5 separate regions of the Homo sapiens genome follow, and regions 1, 2, 4 and 5 are each linked to region 3. A link is a loop called in an ENCODE intact Hi-C map of the cell type or tissue named here. Cell type or tissue: endothelial cell of umbilical vein. All regions are shown on one strand.

Region 1 (4,000 bases), 240 kb after region 3:
GCAAGTGTGATGTGGGCTATATACAGAAAAATTAGATCCTTCTCAAGAACACAAGAGGAACAGTGCTGTGCACCTGTTCTCTTCATTGTGATGACTTTGGGCTTTCCACATGACTTGAAAATACTGATGGACTAAATAGGACACAAAGCCAATTAATTTGGTCTGTCAGTTACAGGTAATTGGAAAGTAATAAAACATAATGATAGGAATTACAGTTTAGGTTGCTACAGGCTAAAGAAATTTTCAAATTCTTAAGCCAAGGCTTTTAACATAATCTCAATGCACAACTTACAGCTGGTTTTCAAATAAATCTCCCCAATTTTTAAGTAAGTTCTATTCCATTTGCTACCCATCTGAACTTATGAACACAAATTCTACAAACCACTCAAGTCCCATTTTTAAATTCCCTCCTTCCACTTAAACTTCCACAGTGTGCTAAGTAATCTAATCTGCAGGGCAGAAGGGAGAATGAGATGAAGTATGAGTGTTGACATAATTCCTCAAGGCAGAACTACAAAACCAACCTCCACCTGGACTGAAACAAGAGCAAAGAATTATGAGGGGAAACTTTTGCTAAAGCTCAACTCAAAATGGTGAAGTGGATCAAAATCCCTCGTTTGACAAAGGACCATTGCTTTAGATGCAGATCTCCCTTTTCTGATCTACAAACATTATGAGGCCTCCCAGGACTACAGAGGTCTCTAGAGAAGACTTGATGCTATGCAGTACGCATAGTTCAGTAGAAGCAGATGAAATTTCTTTAAAATACATACATAAAAACATATTAAGTTATCCTAAATAAGAAACGCAAAGTGTCCATAACTATACATCACTTTCCTGCCCAACCAGGGCCTGAAACGTTGAATATGCAAGTACTAATTACAATGATTTAAGATTAGTCAGAAACATCACTAAGTAGCATCCCAAAGTGTACAAACCAGTTAAGCATGTATAAAATTAGTACTAATCCAGTTAGAATACAAAATGAAAATTATGAATGCTGCCCCAAATACCTGTGGTTCCACAAAATTTACAAGCTGACTATGTAACAAAGTAGACTCTAGTTTTAAGAAAACATTATTACAGTTCAATATCTATTCCAAAAATGTTCTTAAGTCCCAACAATAACATCAAAAATCATTTATCTGGAAATTAGAACCATTTAAATGTTTGTACAAATTTGCAAATAACAAAATAAACAAAAAAAAATAGAAAAGACCTGTACAAAGCTGGCATTTAATCTTTTTTTTTCCAAAAGTTTAACAAGTCCATTAATTTAGCAGATTGATAACAGGCTACTTGGTTCTCATGTGAATTCTGTGGCAACGTGAACAGGTCCAAGGCTGTTCAATGGAGATGCAGAATGGAGATTCAGTTCTTTGTGATCCGTCAGTTCCGCAGAAAACAGGTAGTACAAACAAAAGTTTAACTTATCAAGACATGAGGCCCATCACAGTATTACAAAAAGAGTATAAACTTTCCTTGGACCAATTGGATATTTAGAAAAACCAAAAACACACACAAATACAATCTGTATCTACTGCTTATATACAAAACTTGAAAGCACACCAGGATCTGAAAATCTTTTCTGCAATTATATGGTGTAGTGAGTTTGGCACTTCATTGTAATGAAATTTCCAATGGCACAGTCCTTATCTACAGCAGCACATAACCTGCACACATTGGGCAAACATCCTGTACAGGAAAAATGTCTTTGCTGCCAAGTCTGACGAAAGGAAAAAAGGAGGGTTTTTTTTTTTGTTTTTTTTTTTAACCAAGAAAACTAAAAGGGAGTTGGTGAAAGACATCTTTGGACTGCTTCTCTCAGTTCCTGCTGTCAGACAATCTGAAGTACTTTTAAGTGTAACCTAGGAAAAAACACATACATACGCACACACACATACACACACAATGAAAATATAGCCAAATTAAAATCAATTCAACTTAACATGTTAAGAGTGACAGACATACTTAGGGGCAAAAAGCTAGAGCTTTCTCAAACAGCTCTAAAATCATTCAATGGGGAAAATTCTACTTTACAAAAAACCCTTCAGCATTTGATTTATATCAAATGTATTCATTTATTGAAGAGCTACTAAAAAGATGCAGCCATCGAACTGTCAAAAAGAAATCTTTAAAGCAGTTAAAGGAAGCTTCCTTCTGTGTAAGCTCAGAAGGAAAACTGTAAGCTGCAAAAAGGACAGAGAATGAATGATAAAAGATCCCTCTCTGCAAGGGACAGTCAGTTGACATCAAAGATGTGCTAACCATGGCAAGTTACTGTGTTCCTCGCTTTTAAGTTCTATTTTTCAAAAGGTCTTTTGATATTGGGGTGAACTTACCTGCTCACTAACCCTCAGCCTGACACCCAGCTATGTGTCGTTGTCTTGACACTGTGTGGGAAGCTTTGGTTGGGCAACACATTGTCAAAGTTAAAATCCAATGTATCTCCATCCATGAGGTCATTCCGAATGATGGATTCCATGTCACAGTCTAAGCGCTCAATGAACATGCCATCCAAGTCACTTGGGAGCTTCTCCTGGTGGAGAAGGCCCATTCTGCCATAGCCATTGCAGCTGCTCACGGAGGAGTAGCCCCCCAGGGCACTCATCTGCATGGGGTGGGGCAGAGGCACTTGTACAGGTGTCTTCACTTGGGTCAGGCGGTTCATACCCGAGGTGTGGGGCATGGTGCTTACCGTGTGGGGCAGGGGACGCCCGTTAACTGCAGATGTCTGCTGAGCATGTCCAGGGTGGGTATGGGAGCTGGGATTCATCATTTTGTTATGAGATGCCTGGCTGCCATAGGTTGACATGACCGAATTAGGGCCCATCATGACGTTCTGGCCCAGAACCCGGCTGTTGGGCTGGGCTACCCCAGGATCAACTGGTGTCATAATGTCATTATGGGGAGGAGAGTCAGAAGTCAGCAACTCCTTCAAGAGTCCAGGCGCACAGTTATACTGACTCATACCTCCATAACTCGACTTATTGTCCTGAAGTGTTTGTATAGGCATCTGGGGCAAAGGGCTCATGCTGGATTGGCCATATGTATATTTTTGGTAGTTTGGGCTGGGTGAATTCAAACTGGTGTTTGGTGGCGCAAACGAGTAGCACGGCGTCTGCTGCATCATGGTGCCAGGTGAGGACTGGGTCGAAACAGTTAATGATGTTGGTGATGAGAGAAGGTTGAGATTATCCAAAAGATTTTCCATGTTTTCGGGATTGCTTATCTCAGACAGACTGGGTAAAGTAGAGGCCATCTTTGCGGCAGATGGCGGGTACACCATAGAATGCACATCCCCTTCTCCAAGATCATCCTGTTCGGTCATAATGGGTGAGAGTCTCCCACTAATAGTACTAGCATTTGAGCTAGTTCGAGGGCGAAATGTACTCCAGTTATCAAAGTCATCATTGCTGTGAGAGCCAGGGCTTGCAGGCCATTTGGAAAACTGTGATCCAGGGCTGTCCCCAGCACCCTCCTGGCCAGACTGGAGAGATGCTTTCTTCTTGGCAGCTCGGCTTCGGCTCTTAGCAAATTTACTGTTGTTGTCCATGGATGCAGCTCTTCTCCTAGGAGATTTCCCGCTCTTGCCACCCTCTGGATTGAGCATCCACCAAGAACTTTTTCCAGTTCCTTCATTCTGCACACGAATGAACTTGCTGTGTAGGGACAGATTATGACGAATTGAATTCTGTAAGGCAAAACATCTTATTAGAAGTACAATACTTCTCTGCTTGCAAAACTTCCTATTCTACATGTATTACATGGAAAACAAGTAAAAAATCTTAAGAGTGTGTGCTACAGATTTCCATCTGAACAGTCCTAATGGCTCTGAAGCCACTACAAAAGATCTCAAATAGCACAGGAATAAATAGTATCTTATCTTAAAAACAATATCTGTGGCTGGGTGCGGTGGCTCACGCCTGTAATCCTAGCACTTTGCGAGGCCCAGGCAAGCGGATCATGAGATCAGGAGATCAAGAGCATCCTGGCTAAC
Region 2 (4,000 bases), 230 kb before region 3:
CTGTTGAATGGTTACCCAAACTGTGGTACATCCATGCAAGGGAATATTACTCCGCAATAAAAAGGAACAAACCATTGTAACAGGTAACAACGTGGGTGAATCTCAAATGCATTATGCAGAGTGAAAGAAATCAGACTTAAAAGGCTACATACTAAATGATTACATTTGCAGAACATTCTGGAAAAGGCAAAACTATAGGGACAGAAAATCCATCAGTGGTTGCCAGGGTCTGGAGAAAGAAGAGTCTGACAACAAAAGGGCACAAGGTAATTTTGGGTGGCAAATGACTGTTCCATATGTTGATCATGGGGGTGGTCACATATGAATATGTGTTTCTCAAAAATCCTAGACCTGTACACTAAAAAGAGCAAATTTTAGCACACTTAAGTTATACCTCAAGAAACTGATTAAACATAATAATGAGATAAATTTCTTTTTGTAAAAAGAAGAAAAAATACAAATGGCTAAGTGAGATTATACTATTCTTGGCAGAGCGCAGTGGCTCACGCCTGTAATCCCAGCACTTTGGGAGGCTGAGGAGGGCGAATCACGATGTCAGGAGATCAAGACGATCCTGACTAACACGGTGAAACCCCGTCTCTACTAAAAATACAAAAAAATTAGCCAGGCGTGGTGGCAGGCACCTGTAGTCCCAGCTACTCGGGAGGCTGAGGCAGGAGAATGGCGCTAACCCAGGAGGCGGAGCTTGCAGTGAGCCAAGATTGCGCCACTGCACTCCAACCTGGGCAACAGAGCAAGACTCCGTCTCAAAAAAAAAAAAAGATAAATTTCTTTTTGTAAAAAGAAGAAAAAATGCAAATGGCTAAGTGAGATTATACTATTCTTAACCCCTAAAAGTGTTCAGGTAGGTGTTTTTAGTTGAGAATGATTAAGTTGATAGCTAAGTGTGGGTTAGGATTGGGCAACATCTGCCCAGCAGGGCCAGCTGATTGTTGTTCTGAGAGACCACAGAGACCCTCGTGGGAACAGCATTTCTAACTTGATTTCTAGAATTTGTTGATGGCATAGTTTGGGATGGCAAAGGATGGGTAGGGTAAAAGCCAGAATTGGTGCTTATGGGCACAAGTCCCTAGTGGTTCTCCTCCAGGGCAAAGGGCAGATGTCTGAATGACCTGTGGCCAGAAATATGAGGTGATGCACACGCAGTTTCCAAGTGCTCCACACAGCATCATGCTGAATGCTCCTAAGAACTTTTCACGCCAGGAGCCACCATTCCTGTTGTGTAGGTGACTGAACTGAGGTGGAGGGGAGGTGACTTAGCCAGATCACAGTGAGGAAATGGACTGGAGGCTGGGCCACAGGGCTCCTGAGTTCACGCTTGTTTGCTTGTTTGTTTGTTGATGCTGGTGGTGGTGATGGTGGTGGTGTTCAAATGACATCAAAGCTCTTCATCCTTGATGTGAGTCCATCATCAAAATTTTGAAAAACACCAGACAGAAAAAGATTTTCTCTCCCTGCAAACATAAACACAGGAGTGATTTATAAAAAAATAAAATAAAAGACAAAACAAAGGTCAGAATTTTGTCCAGAATAGTCAGGCTATGGTGACATGAAACCAAGCAGCTGACTTACTAATACAATGGTGTATTTCAGAGGAGCATTTGGGTATGTTGACTACACAACTGAAAACACCTGGATATTTTGTTTTGAGATTAACTGCATGATATCGTCCATGTTGGTCAGGTATCCAGGAATGATTGATTGACACCCTCCCAAGTGAAGACACGGGGCAGTTGAGCACTCCCTGGGCAATTCAGCATCTCACAGAGTTCTGTTGTTATATCTGAAATCACTAGACTCTCCCACACAAAAGAATGGGCAATAAATCAAACCTTTCATACGTCTTCCTGGTACTGAAAAGCCCACTGCTATACTGCACAAGAAACATAGATTGTGGAATGTTTTTCGGTTGGCATAGGAACAGCCTTGGAAATGTTCAGACCAGAAGGGTCAGAATGTTAGGAAGTTTGCAGCAGGAAAAATTCCTGCTGTGACCATGATAAGTTAAATATCCTGACTAGACTCTCTCTTCTCTTTCTGGCACATGGCCTAGCCGAAAGAGCGCCTCGTGTGGTTCTGTAATAGTCACACAAAACAAAATGGACCGCATCCTCCCAAGGCACCCTTGCCCGCAGACCTTTCGAGGCCCTGAAGTGCCTGTATGGGAAACTGAGGCCCAGAAATATGGAGTGCAGGGTTAGTGAGCCTAGAGAGAACATGGAAGTGGGGATGGGACAAGTGCTGTGTGTGCACCATGACATATCACACTGAGTTCCCCTTCTCAGGCCCTGTGTCCGAAAGAGAGCAAGGAGTTTAGAGCTGGCTGAATCCCAACTTGCTGCTACTCCCTGCACTCTGATGATGACAGTGACCCTACCCTGGCACAAACCTCAAGTTTCCTTAGAACCCACTGGCAAGTGGCTCACCTCTTTAGGATGAAGTGAAGAGTATTTCAAATGTCTCTCTTCTCTTTCTCCCTGGAGGTCTGGGAGGGCGTAGGTGGGAAGGTAGGGGAGAGATGGGATAGAGAGGGGCACCAGTGAGGCAGCACAACAGTGGATGAAAGAGAATAAGCAAAAGCCCTCAAGCCCCAGTGTCTTAGAGGACTCTAAACACAGTAATTATACATGTCCATGCCACCTGCAGTCAACCTTTCACAATCTCCTGAACCTCTCTTGGAGCAAACACAGCTTGTGAAAATCTGGATGTTCATGGAAGAGAAATTATGGACTTATATTCCACTAGCAACGATGATACTTTGAAAGTACTCATAAATACCTTCATTAAATGGTCAGCTTTTTTTGTAGTACACTTTAAATATGACTTGATTTCTAAAAATGTGATTTTCCCATAGCTCTTTGAGACCACACCTATTGCATAAACTGAGTCATGCCTGCAATAAAGTCAAGGTTTCCAGAGAAGGACATTCTCCATTTCTTCCACCATTTACCCTAATACTTGGGATTAATGCAGAAGCAGTGAACACGAGAGCTAGGCTGAGCAGAGCAAAGACCTCTGCCTCAAGCCACAGTGGAACCGTTTTGAGCATTATTCTTTGCCAGATTTACAGGGTGACAATAAAGCTTTCTCTGGGCCAGAGTTGTCCTGTGCTAGCATAGAAGGCAGCCTCCCAAGTTACATGGAAAAGGGGGAGAGAGGAAAGAGAAAGTGAAATGGATGAGCTTCCTGATGACTTTATTTTCCATGGTTCTGGGTTTTATGGGGCCAAAGGGAATGGAGTGCATAAGCTATGAGTGAAATGAAGCAATCCAATTGCCTTTCTGACTATATGTTTTTAATCCTGTCTCTCAAGTAGCAGCCAGTTTAACCTTTGAGCATGCCTGTGCCCAATCTGAGTGTTACACTAAGAATCACTTGACTTGGCCCAAAGCTATTTACCGCATTAAAATCACAGTGAATTCTGTAGAAATGATCAGCCAGGAATGGGCTTAGAATCATGGAAACTGCTTCAAGCATAACAGCCACTCATTCAATCAACCAGTGTTTATTGAGCACCTACTGGGTGACATTTTCTACATCAGGCAGCAAGGAACCCACTATGAATATATCCTGGATCTTGGCCTTAAAGAGTCTACAATCAAGTCAGAAGACACATACATACCCACATGGCCCAGAGCTATGTGAGTAAGACTTAAAACGGGGGAATAAAGCAACATGAAGGTAAGGGCGGTCCCAGTGACCTGTAAGTGGGAGTTGCTCTGGTCAGGGGAGGATATCCCCAGAGGATGGTGCTTGATAGAGTGCTGATAATGAGCAGAAAGCGATGCGGTGCCCTCACCATCCTGATTCAGCCACTCCAATGACTCCAGAACCAGGAGTCCCTTCTTCAGGACATTTTTGCCTCGAGGAATTCTCAACCCAAAAAGCAATGGATTTTCTATCAGGAAGGCTGCCAACTTAATTTTTTCCATGAAAATATATACACTCACACACATGCATGCACTTGCCCTTCTCGGTC
Region 3 (4,000 bases):
TTTTGTTAATAAAGTACCAAAAAATATCTTTTTATGAAGCAATATCCAGCATGGCCCCTGCAAGCATACATTAGAAAGATTTTGGCATAAAATTCCCACTGTATGTGTATTTGCCAGAAGTATAGGTTGTGTTTGCTTACCAATAACCATGTGTAATATGTGAACATAGACAGTTGATGAGCATTGTGTACATGATAAGGATAATAACGAGAACTGATATCGTCCAGGACTTATGTGTCAGGCGATCTTATAGGCACTTTACAGCTACTACCTCATTTAATCCTCACAGCCTAGGATGTATGAATTCCCTCCCTAATTTGATGAGGGAACTGAGCAGAGAGAGGTTAAGTAGCTTGCCCACAGTTACACAGCAAGTCTAGCATAAGCTGGCATTCCAACCAGGCAGAGCGGCTCCATACCCCATATACTCTGTACACCACCAACCATTCTGTTACTCTGCCTCCCACGTGTGTGTGTGTGTGTGTGTGTGTGTGCACTCTTCATACACATACATCTGCTATTTGCCTTTCTTCCCTACACAAATCTAGGGCTGCAGGCGGGCTGCAACTGGCTAACACCAGCTTTTAAAGTCTCTGTAGCCAAGGCTGCTCTTAATCAGCCATAGCCCAGGTGCCATAGCCCTTGCCCATCCTAGGCAGAAAGGAGCGAGAAGAGGCTGTCCTCACTCAAGGCCTGCCCTTCCTTTCCTTCCACAGAGGGAGAGTCTAATTCGTGTGTGTGTGTGTGTGTGTGTGTGTGTGTGTGTGTGTGTGTGTGGTTTAGTTGCTGAACATTAGTACATATAATATTTTAGTTGCTGAACCCCACCTTGATGGCTAATTTTATGTCAGTTTGGTTGGGCTGTGGGGCCCAACTATCTTGTTAACATTATACTGGATGTTTCTGTGGGGGGATTTTTGGATGAGACTTACATTTAAATTGGTGGACTTTGAGTAAAGCACATCACCCTCTCTAATGTGGGAGGGCCTCATCTAATCATTTGCAGGCCTGAATAAAACAAAGGACTGATGAGCAAAAAGGAACTCTGTCAGCAGACGGCCTGCAGACTTGAACCGCAGCATTGGCTGCTTCTGGGCCTTCATCCTGCAGACTTTGGACTTGCCGGCCTCCGTAATCCTGTGAGTCAGTTCTTCAAAATAAATCTCTTTCTATACATACACACATGCCATTGGTTCTGTCTCTGGAAAACCCTGGCAAATATACCCACACAGGATCAGATAGGCTGGGAGCACACCGGCCTCACTCAGCTGTCACTAGGAGTGGGCGGGGAGCGGGGGTTCTTCTGCTTAGGAAGGATGTAGGAAGAAGTGACCTTTTAACTCTACAAGTTAAAATGCAGGATTGGGTTATTCCAATGCATGGTATTTCCCTTAGTACAGAGTCTAGCTTCAAGGAATCCACCTTTCACCATGTGACCAAGTATAAACATGAGACAGAATATGGAGCTCCAGTCCCAATATTTAAAGGGACAGACGTATGAAGCACAAGGTCTCACATAAGAAGGAAACCAACGCTGTGACCCAGATCCTGTCACTGGCCTTTTAAACTCTGAATCACAGAACTCACAAAGGGAGGGAGATTCTTATCCCTCCCCAATAACATATTTTTCCTCAGCAAAAAAAAAAAAAAAAAAAAAAAAAAACAATGACCAAAGGAAATCCTTTGTGGGACGCTTCCTACCATTCCACAGTTACCATTCAAAAAAAAAGAAAACGCTCATGGAATTGAGCCACCTCTCCTGGCAAGTGATTCACATTGAACTCAATGAGAGAATCACTTTGCATTTCCTGCTGAAGTTATTTTGCAAGTGGTCATGGTCATCATTACTGAGCCAAGGGAAGGACAAGTTCATAGCCAGGGTGTCCACCTAAATGGATCTGACTCTTTGGTCATTTCCTGTGCTAGCTCCCCCCACAAACGGGACCTGTCACCCATGGGGACACTAAGGCTGAGACCAGAGTCTCAACCAGGCATTGCTATGAGACTCTGAACAAATTCAGGTCTAGTATTTTCCAACACCTCTCACCTTCCAACCACATACTTAACATCAAGAAGAGATTCTTGAAAATCAGTCTTCTGCACAAAAACTCTAACTCAGAGTCTTTCCTATGACTTTACCTGGGAAAAGCTACAATGTTTCACATCCACCACCCAAGACTCTCAATCAAATTTTTAAATGTAACTAATATACAGCAAAACACCTATCTATCTGTATATAAATAATGAACTCTCATGTTAGAATGTAAAATGCCTCAAGCATGGCTTCCTGGTCACCAAAAAATTCATGTTTGTAACAAAGAGTTGCTTGATGACCTGCAGTGGCTCCCCTCTTAGTTCTAACAACCACCAAGACACACACCCCATGCTGACACTCAACATGCCTTTCAAGAAAATGTACAGTATTTAGAATGGAACTCAAGACTATTTCGGCAAATCGTTTTGTTGAAATGTTGTACTGAGCTAGGTGGTCATAAATATACACGTTTTTCTATATAATCATTGACTCAAAAACATTGTATAGAAAGGCATATACATTTTATGGAGTTTGGGCTTTAAAAAATCAAGAACCATTCTGTTGAGAAAATGTTCCCTGGAGAGACATTGTGGAAAATCTATCATTTATTTGTTTATTGTGGTTATTATCTGTCTCCCATCACTCAACCATAAGCCCCTTAAGAGCAGGGATTTATTTCTGTTTTGCTGATAAGTCCCCAGTGCCTAGAAAGGATCTGCCTCACAGGAGGTGTGCAAGGTGTATCAGATGAGTATATTAATATTTGTAACATTCAGGGAGGCTGCAGGGAGATGGATGGATTACTAAAATCCTCATCGTTTATGGAAGGACGCTTTGAAAAGAGCACTGGGCCAGGAGTCAGGAGGCCTGAGTTTTGAGTCCTGGACTGGCCACTCTGTTACTTGCTGTGTGACCTGAGCTTCGTTTTCCTCTCAGGTTCACCAGACTATCAGCAAATCCCCCAGCTCCATCCCAGAGTCTCTATCTGATTCCAGTGGGGAAAAGCCCACTGAACTCTCTAATGGGAGGGGGAAAAAAGACAGCCACAGTCTCAACTGGAAGGAAGTAGAGAGCAGAAAGCAAAAGAGAAAGAAACATAGTATCTGGTTTAGAAAATGAGGAATCCTTTTCCTCCGCCGGGTGATCCCTTCTTATTACATCACACTAGAGACATGGTGGTGACGTTCAAAAACAAAGAAGAAATCTCAGAAGTAGCATATAGTGTTCCAGGAGCTCCATCCTGCCTGCAGAAAGCAGATTCCTGCCTGCAGAAAAAAAAGCAGAAAAAAAAAAAGGAGGCTGAGCTTCCCGCAAAGAGTCATGAAGCTGGGTTTCCCCTGAGGTGTCACCCAGTCCTGCTACGCTGTTTCCTGTAGGTGTGCTGCCAGCAGCTGGGCTCTGCCAGAGGCTCTCCATGCAGCAAATACAGCCTTGACATCCTGGAGATCAACAGGGAGCTGCACACTGCATCTGGGACTGGGAAAGAGACCTTAGCAGAGCGCAGACAATGAGCCCTCATCCTTTTCAAGATAGAGGCGGACACCTGGAGGAGGCTCCCAGCATCTCCACTGAATGGACAGGCTACAGACAGGCAGCCATCCTTCTGACGTGGAACAACTGATAAGAAAGCTAGACGTAGATGCACGTTCACCAGGCACTGTGCTGACAGCTTTACGTACACCATTGCATTTCATTTTTAAAATAGCTTTACGAGGTAGATTTTATTGTTGCAGATGAAGAAACTGAGGCTCAGAGAGATTAAGTGGTGTGCTGAAGATCACACAGCCAGGATATGCAAGTGGCAGGACTCAGCCCCCACCGTCTGCTCCCAGAGCTCAGTCCCTTGCCCCCGCACACATCTAAATGGGTTCTGGATTTGCCATAATACAGGACACATCTTCCACTCGCTCTTCTCAGAAGCCACAGCAGACCTAAACAGAGGAAGCCACCCCTACCTGTGCCGAA
Region 4 (4,000 bases), 88 kb after region 3:
AGACAATGTCCAACCCCACACGCAGTCATAATTCCAGGACTTACATCAGAGCATTGGAGAATTTCATTATCTGTCGGCCAACTGTGAATCAAATGCACACAATGCTGAGAAAGAACCACCCATCGTAAAGCCTTAAAAAATAACCTGCTTTCCAATGCATATGCGGGAATAAATAAGCACCTACCAGAGTGCTTGCTGACAATATGAGCAGGAGGATACCCTCCCCATAAGGTTCTTGGAAGAATGACATGAAGTGTAAAAGGCCTGACAACTAGAGGTGCTCAATAAATATTTGCTACTAAATACACAGTGGGTATTCTGTAAATATGAGTTTTTCTTCTCCCTCCTTTCTCACACTCTCCCACCTTTCCAAGAGAGGCAGGTAACCATGAAATAGAGAAATACTTTGAGGAATTTTCCTGCACAATTCTAGCTATATTGAACTGAAGAAAAACATAGCCACTGTTGTAGCATGGAGAGGCCAGGGATACTGGGTGCCACAGGGGGATTCTGGAAGAAGGAGAGACTAGATTTGGGGAAAGAACCATCTGTCTCTGCAAAAGGCCCCAACTTTCCTTCAAAAACTTATTTTCTATTAGGCCTTTGCCCAAACTTAACAACAGATATTTATGTAAAACTGCCTATGTGCCAGGCACTCTTCTAAGTGCTTTACATAGAATCCTAACAACAGTCCAATGAAACAAGTACCATTATCATCCCCATTTTATAGATGCAGATGCTAAGAACTAGAAGGATGAAGAAGTCCAGAGAGTCTCAAAACTGCTTGGGATTTATATCAGTACCTCTAGGAAATGTGTTAAAATGTAAATTCACATCCTCCAGGATTAGGCAAAGTAACTAAGAAAAAAGAAAATTGAGGACTGACAAGAAGACCAAAGGTGGAACCCTGAGAAACAGCAGCTACATTTATGGGACAGATGGAGGAAGAATTGACCTCAGGGTGTGGTGTGAGAAGGTAGCAGGAGAGCCAAGGCAGGGTGCTGTCTTGGCCATTCAGGGAAGGGTGTTCAAATAATGAGGTCACGTCAACCATTTCAGGAAGGTATTGGGAAGTGTTTGCTGGGATTGGCAATTAGCAGGTCACTTACAACTTTGTTGAGAAGAGTTTTAGTGTCGTGCTGGGGAAAGAATAATGGTCTCATCCTCAAATACCTTGTAAGACCCTTGAAGGAATCTCTCTCTCTCTCTCTCTCTCTCTCTCTCTGCGTCTGTTATCTTTGACCAGGCTTATACACAGTAAGTGCTCATTTTGCTGATTTTGCCATTGCTGACAAAGATAATGACATTCTACTATTGCTGTTATGAAGTCAAGAGCAAAAGATGGTGTGTATGTGAGTTGAGATTTCGAAAATATGGGTGCAGGAGGCAATTACCCCTCAATTTCAGTTAGGTAGGAAAGGGGGCAGGCAGACAGAGCTTCCTGCATTGCAGAGAGAGATGACCACAGGATGCCCCATAGACAGAGACCAACTCTACTCAGCCAGAGAGAGAAACTGCAGTTCTCCGATAGTAAATGCAGTTGTCCCCTCTTATGGAGACTCAGCTGCCAAAAACTTAGGTGAAGGTTCAAGGTCACTGTGAACCCAGGGCCACCCTGAAATGCTGTCCATTTGTCTGCCTCTAGTCCTTTTTCGGCTTCTAAAGTCCAATCATTCTTTGCCCTTATAACCACTCTGGTGTGTCTTGGAGAGAAAACACAGTTCTTCACGGTTTGCCAGTAGTCGAGGGAGGAATCTGAAAGCTGACTGTTTCTCCCACAGCTTCAGGAGCATTAAAACTTCAAAAGAGGAACTATTTATGCTGTCATTACCACAGCGGTCACTTCTGCAGGATTTCTTTCTCTGATGCAGCACTGGTTGGACACACTTGGCCCAGGGCCGAGAGGGGAGAGGAGGGCGTTACAGAGACACTGAGTCATCCTGCCTCCTCCACGCCCTCCGCAGCTGCCCCTCACTGCACTTCCTCCTCCTCCTCAAGTTAAAGGTCAGCCTCTCATGCTCGTGCCAAGTTTTGCGAAACACACATACGCCAAAAAAAAAAAAAAAAAAAAAGGCTTCAGAAAGGGTAAATTTTTTAACATGAAAAGAAATAAGGAAAGCCTCCTTCAAAAATACATGCAAAAATAAGTAATCCTTCCCCCATACTACTTAATAACTCCAGAATGATAAAAATTTTCCAATTGTGAATATGTAAGGAATAAAATAAAAGGAATGAATGCCCCACTGTGTTAATGCAGCCCTTTTTAAAATGATCCTAATTTCTTCCAGAAGGCTCTGGAGGGTAGATTGCAAGGTTTGTCTTAATATAGAATTATTCCCTTCTCTCCGCTTGTCTTTAGAACCAGTGTGAACATGGTGATATTTTACAGTTGGCAACCTGTACTTCGCTGCTCAAAAATGCTGCATTCCAAGGGCTACAATCATGCATTGTGCATTTGAAATGCCTGTTGCTAAGAACAAATATCAACCCCAGGACGACCCCACTCAGCAGATCGGCCAACTCCCGCACAGAGCTGTTTCCCGACCTCTGGTCAGAGACAGGAAGCCCATTGGACCCTAGGCCCAGGCAAGTGCGGAGGGTTCCCAGGCAGGTGACATGGTAAAATGTAGACGACTAGCTCTCTGTCTGTCTTCAGGATAACGTCTGCCTCCCACCCTTCCTGGTCCCAGCTTAGGAATGTATGCAGCCCTTTTATGTGCATTGCCAGGAGGCTTGTGAAGTAGATTGGACAGAGGTTTTACAGCATTGTTCCTATTTAACTGATCAAGGACTGAACCTTGTAGTTTAACAACATGAAGTTGTACGGGAACAACTAAGCAGTTGCTGGACTAAAACCCTCAGCTTCCGAATCGCAGCCCCATTAAACTCACTTCCAGCCCCGTTGTACCCTCTTTCCCCATGAGGCCGCCCCAGTGGTGCTGAAAACAGGGACTGACCTGGTTGCAACGGGAGCCTGGGGTCCTGTTCTTTGCATGTTCCCACACTGCCCTTAAAGGCTGACTGCCCCGTGGGCACTGTACATCTGCAGATCACTCGCTTTCGACATTCAGAGACCTCCATCTCATGGCAGGGTTGCCCGTGTCCACACCTCGCACTTCTCCCATGCCACTTACAGCCTGTTTCAGATTAGTTTTAACAATTGTTTTCTGGAGATTTTCCAAACTTTCCTCAGCCAAACAATCAGGGAAAGGGATAGGCCTGGCGCCGTGCAGAGGAATGGAGCCCTTCCCGCCCTGGAGCCACCTCCAACAGAGGCAACTCCGTGTACGGTGAACATTACCCTAACTGGTGAAAGTGATGATGTTCAATTATGTTGTATGTTATGTGCTTTTGTTTTTTGCACTTCTCTGTAAATGTCCTTCTTCCTAGTGAGTGGAGGGGTGTTGGGGGCGGAGTACTAGGATGTGAAAGTAAACACCAAGAGAAAGGTACAGGTTCAACGTGAGCATCTACAATAGGATTATCAAACCTGCAGAAAGGCTTTGTTAGGAGAGAAAGGGGTTTCCTCAATCCCTCTTTCTACCTTTCTTTAACATTTCAGAAGGCAAGTCTGGCAAACCTGCTCCCGGAGTTCTACCTGAGAGACATCTCACCCATTCTCCTGATGAATGGAGAGAAGAAGGAAGACAAAGAGAGAGGGAGAAATTTGGGGACAAGGAATGTGATCCCCACCCCCTAAGTCCCACATCTCTCAAAGGGGGTCTCAGGGGCTTTACAGGCACTGGGTTAGGTATGGGGAGCCCAAACCATCGGCTGAGCGCATGCTGCTGGGACCTTCCAGGGCAGTCTGCCATTTGCAACATGAAGCAGGAACAGTGGTGCCCAGGAGGCATGGGATGCGACGAGATGGATCATTGGAGGACATGGCCTGGGTCTCCATGGCTGGTGGACTGCAGGTCAGGGCCCAGAAGTTCCCCATGCCTCTGTGAATACAAGTGGAAGTGATGAGAGGCAGCTGGGTTGGCATCGACCTGGATGG
Region 5 (4,000 bases), 160 kb after region 3:
ACACTCCACCTAACGGACTGGGAAGCACAAATGTCCCTAATCCTGCCCTTCTCTAACTCTTCCACACCAAAACACGTGTCTGCACATGGAACTTCTCTGAAATGCCTGGAATTAAACAAAGCAGGCACAGCCCCTGCCCTTTGGAAGCTCAGCAATCTAGAACAAACACTGAGGCACACAGGGTTGGTCTTATGAGCTGGCAACCATATGGTCTGATTTTAGAGGCTAGGAAAGCTTAGTCCAAAAATATCTACCCCTCCCAAATGCCACAGTGCCTGGAATTCCACTGTTAGAGGGATATTTCTGGGAGTTGAAGCACTATCTCCGATTCTGAGTCACTTGGCTTCAGTTACTTTTTTAAAGACAGTACAATGTTGTATTTAGATTTTTTTACCCATTTTTGTGAGTTTATTTATTTTAATAAATGAGTTGATCTCATTACATTTATTATTATAATACATTTGTCACAATTCTATCATCTTAAATAATTTCTTTTATTTATTGTTTCCTCTGTTTTCTGTGTAATCTGAATTTTAGTCCTAATAGTGGTTACCTCCTCGATTTTAAATAAGATGCTTAATTTTCTATTATCAATTAATCAGAAATCAAATAGTATCTATTATCTCCCAAATACAAAAGGTGAGAAAATTAATGATTTTCTATTTCCTCCCATTTCCTTTCCACCTACGCCTTAATCCCTATCAACAGACACTTGTTATTATGTTGTTGAATTTTTTTTCTTCCTTATGGCTGTATTATTATCATTATTGTTATTACTTTTACATTTGGTAAAATTTTTTTTTCTTTCATGGACTTCTTTTAAATGCAATAAAACTCTGGCTAGAGGCTACAGTTATCGTACATCAATATCTCTGCATGAATTAAATACTCAAGTTACTTTTTTTTTTGAGACAGAGTCTCACTCTGTCGCCCAGGCTGGAGTGCAGTGGTGCCATCTCAGCTCACTGCAGCCTCTGCCTCCCTGCCGGGTTCAAGGGATCCCCCCAGCTCAGCTTCCTGAGTAGCTGGGACTACAGGCGCGTGCCACCATGCCCTGCTAATTTTTTGTATTTTTTGGTAGAGACGGGTTTTCACATGTTGCCCAGGCTGTCAGATTACTTTCATTCATTGCAGTAGAGGCTCCTACAGGATGCAGGACAGTAAATAGGCTGGGGGTGGAGAAAACATAAAAAAGGAAATCGGATGACAGATGGGGAAATACATTGAAGGCGAATACCTACTTCTCTGTTTTGCCTTTTGTTGATCATAGAAACAAGGGGAAAACATAATGGAAACTAAATAAACATTCGCAGAGGGCACTAAGATTTCTGACGCTCTCATGGTACGGAAGAGGAGCAGTAAGACACACGTGTGTGGATAATCAAAGGTGAGGATGGTGGGTGGGTTGGCGCAAGAGGTGGGACGAGGGAGAGAAGTGCTGACCATTCCAGGGAGTCCTCTGCATCACTGCTTCTCAACATCACACTTTGAGAGGACTCTTCCAGCTCCAAAGCCCTGTCCACATCACGTCCTGTCCCCACGGTCACTCTGGCCAGGCAGGCCTCTCATTGTGAAATGGGGCCCTGCACACAAAAACAACAGCCTCGTGCTTGTGGCAGGCTGAATTCTTTCCAAAACTGCCCTGGGTTTCTTTATCTCAGCCCCTTGTGAGAACACAGGAAACTCTGCTTCCCCAATCCTGAAATATCTGCCTCAGGAAGGAAGGGATATTGTCTTTTCAGGGGCCTCTGTTTGGCTTGTGAGCCAGTTCGATAGCTTGCTTTGTAAATGCACTGCAAAAGCAAGCCCACTCAGACCTTCCTTGGAAATGGCATATTTGAAAGATAATGTCCAAATCTATTTAAACAGTGGGGGAAAAAGTTAGGTCATAAAACCAGTACCAACTTTGTACAAACTGGTCTAAACGCAATACTGGAGAGGTGTTTGGTTGTTTGGCTTGCTTTCGTTTGTTGATTTTTTTTGTTTGTATTGGCTAAGAATTGTTCAAAAGAAAAATCATTCAGTTTTTTTCTTCAACATTCTTGTCCTACTGAGGGAATAATTCGTTAATTCACCTTTCACTGGATCCAAATGGAATTCATTTTTTAGACTTTATAGAAAACATACAAACCCTCCACTAGTTCAATATTTTATGATTAATTTTTATAAACAAGTAGGCGATATCAGGACATCTTCAGAGATGAATATAATTGAATCCGAGTGCTCTCATGCTGACTATTAAAGGTTTCAATTTAAAATGTTTGCAAGAGACCAGGGATAGGACGAATCTCCAGCATTGCCTCACAGTGCCAGTGTCCTGGGCTTCTAGAAGCAGCAATGGTATCTGTGGTTGGCTGAGTTTTCTGGGCCATCAGCGTGATTTCTAAGCCGGACTCTGGTGCTCATCATGCTCCCACAAGCCTCAGATGGCTTTTATTTCACAGCAGACAACAAACCCATCTTTCTGTCAAAGGCCGTAGGTTGAGGTCCGGAAATGAATTTTTAAACTATGTCTTCAGGCCACTAAATTCCAAGGCCATTTCTCTTTCTCTCTATTCCTAAGGACCCATCACCACAGACCCCAGGTGTTATTTGTACACCAAACACAGCCGTGCAACTAAAGAAATAAAAATAAAAATAAAGGTTAAGCGCTCTTTGCCTCCCACTTCTAAAAGAAACTTCTGGGCAGTGTTTCTCAGTTATGAAATGTACGCTTCCCAGGAGCAGTCTCCGCGTTTTCCAGCGCCTTCCCTGCCTGCCCGGCTCCCCGGACTCTGCTCCTCCCGCTGCCCACCGAAGTGGCCCTGCCTCAAGTGTCCTCCAGCTCACACTGTGCTTCTCAAGCAGTGGCTCCCCAAAGATGTCCCCAATGAGGAGGGTGAACAAAAAGCGCCTTTCACAGGATCTCCCAGGCACTGCCAGAGCGAGGCAGGCTTTGAGGAGCCTGTCAAGGAGGGCAAAGGCCTCGCTTTGAAAACGCTTCTCCAGTGTGCTGGCTCGTGGGACTTGGCAGGCCCAGGGAACGGCGCCGCGGGGAAGAAAGCCCCTGGATAGGCCTCCCTGGCGGGCACCCCCTGCTCTTTTCATTCGGCCCCATGTGACGCCCGTGAGGGAGCTGGCAGGCCAGGGCCTGGTGAATGAATCCTGTTTGTCAGGGCCCCCGCCTTGACTGCAGCCCATACGTCAGGACACACGCTTCCCGACTGCTAAATGACGGCTGAGAAAAGGACAGTGGTTTTCGGTGTTTGTAGGACAGGCAGGAGTGGCCAGGCAAGGACTGAGATCAGTCATAGGGGAGAAAATCCAAAAAGTAAAAACTCCACCGACCACAGGAGACTTTTCTTCTCTGCTCTGGTCAGCAAGAAGGTCCCATGATTCAGCACAGAAAAGCACCCTCTGGCAGCCCGGTCCTGTTTAGTTCTGGGTTCGGTGCAATTTCTTTGTTGAAACTCAGTTTCTCCCTCTGTAAAATAGGTATAGTGACACGAGCCCATGGGAGCTGCTCAGTAAAGCTCTATTGTTTAATCAGCTGACAAATGGCAAAGCCAAGTCCTAAATGCTTACTCAACTGGCCACCAGTAATGGGTGCATAATGAGAGTGAGAATTCAAGGGCAGCCACCTACCTCGCCCATCTGTTTATTTTTCCTGCCTTGGTCTAAAATGGTTCCAAGGCCCCAGACTCACAGCAGTCATGCCTCTTCCGTGGCGGCCAGAAGTGCAGAGGACAGTGTTATTCAAGGTCATCTGAAGAAGGCAGGGACCCACCTGCCACAAAGGGTCGTTGTGAAAATGCAAACGTCCAGGAGCAAGGATTAAGGGGAAGACTCCCACACCGGAGAGCAGCCAAGGGCACCCCCTTGCCGAGAGCAAAAAAAACATGTGGTCACTTCTAGAAGGCAGAGTGACAAGTCAAAGCCTCTCTGTGAGTTAGCAGAAATCATTCCCTCCGGGTGGAGGAATTACACATGTCTTTCTGGGCAGGCAAGTTAGGAAAGGGGT

What was found. A loop is a pair of places that touch in the nucleus more often than their neighbours do. Peaks named below come from ENCODE experiments on the same cell type or tissue, not always from the same donor. Only the 100,000 strongest peaks of a DNase experiment are listed, where the experiment ranks them.
Region 1: a loop joins it to region 3, with 5 times the contacts of the local background. A loop is called at or near these places in 2 of 110 quality-filtered maps.
Region 2: a loop joins it to region 3, with 15 times the contacts of the local background. A loop is called at or near these places in 2 of 110 quality-filtered maps.
Region 4: a loop joins it to region 3, with 6 times the contacts of the local background. A loop is called at or near these places in 4 of 110 quality-filtered maps.
Region 5: a loop joins it to region 3, with 7 times the contacts of the local background. A loop is called at or near these places in 2 of 110 quality-filtered maps.

What each region holds. Positions count from the first base shown.
Region 1 is chr13:40,557,167-40,561,166 of GRCh38, forward strand. FOXO1 (forkhead box O1) reads right to left here. Exons shown (of 3, transcript NM_002015.4): 2 at 2,343-3,694; 3 at 1-1,868. The coding sequence ends at 2,357. Among named protein-coding and RNA genes, the nearest start is that of LINC00598, 78 kb to the left of the region's middle. In endothelial cell of umbilical vein, no CTCF peak of the experiment used is centred here; a DNase peak (open chromatin) is centred at 1,705; H3K27ac peaks cover 2,482 bases.
Region 2 is chr13:40,080,842-40,084,841 of GRCh38, forward strand. LOC124903162 reads right to left here. Exons shown (of 5, transcript XM_047430821.1): 5 at 1-1,475. The coding sequence ends at 1,410. Among named protein-coding and RNA genes, the nearest start is that of LINC00332, 99 kb to the right of the region's middle. In endothelial cell of umbilical vein, a CTCF peak has its summit at 2,089; a DNase peak (open chromatin) is centred at 1,940; H3K27ac peaks cover 1,343 bases.
Region 3 is chr13:40,312,233-40,316,232 of GRCh38, forward strand. No RefSeq gene overlaps it. Among named protein-coding and RNA genes, the nearest start is that of LINC00548, 94 kb to the left of the region's middle. In endothelial cell of umbilical vein, no CTCF peak of the experiment used is centred here; DNase peaks (open chromatin) are centred at 1,439 and 1,589; H3K27ac peaks cover 2,089 bases.
Region 4 is chr13:40,400,642-40,404,641 of GRCh38, forward strand. The region is part of intron 6 of LINC00598 (long intergenic non-protein coding RNA 598); the gene reads right to left. Among named protein-coding and RNA genes, the nearest start is that of LINC00598, 78 kb to the right of the region's middle. In endothelial cell of umbilical vein, no CTCF peak of the experiment used is centred here; DNase peaks (open chromatin) are centred at 1,920 and 2,530; H3K27ac peaks cover 1,782 bases.
Region 5 is chr13:40,476,612-40,480,611 of GRCh38, forward strand. The region is part of intron 1 of LINC00598 (long intergenic non-protein coding RNA 598); the gene reads right to left. Among named protein-coding and RNA genes, the nearest start is that of LINC00598, 2.4 kb to the right of the region's middle. In endothelial cell of umbilical vein, no CTCF peak of the experiment used is centred here; DNase peaks (open chromatin) are centred at 190 and 1,700; H3K27ac peaks cover 2,295 bases.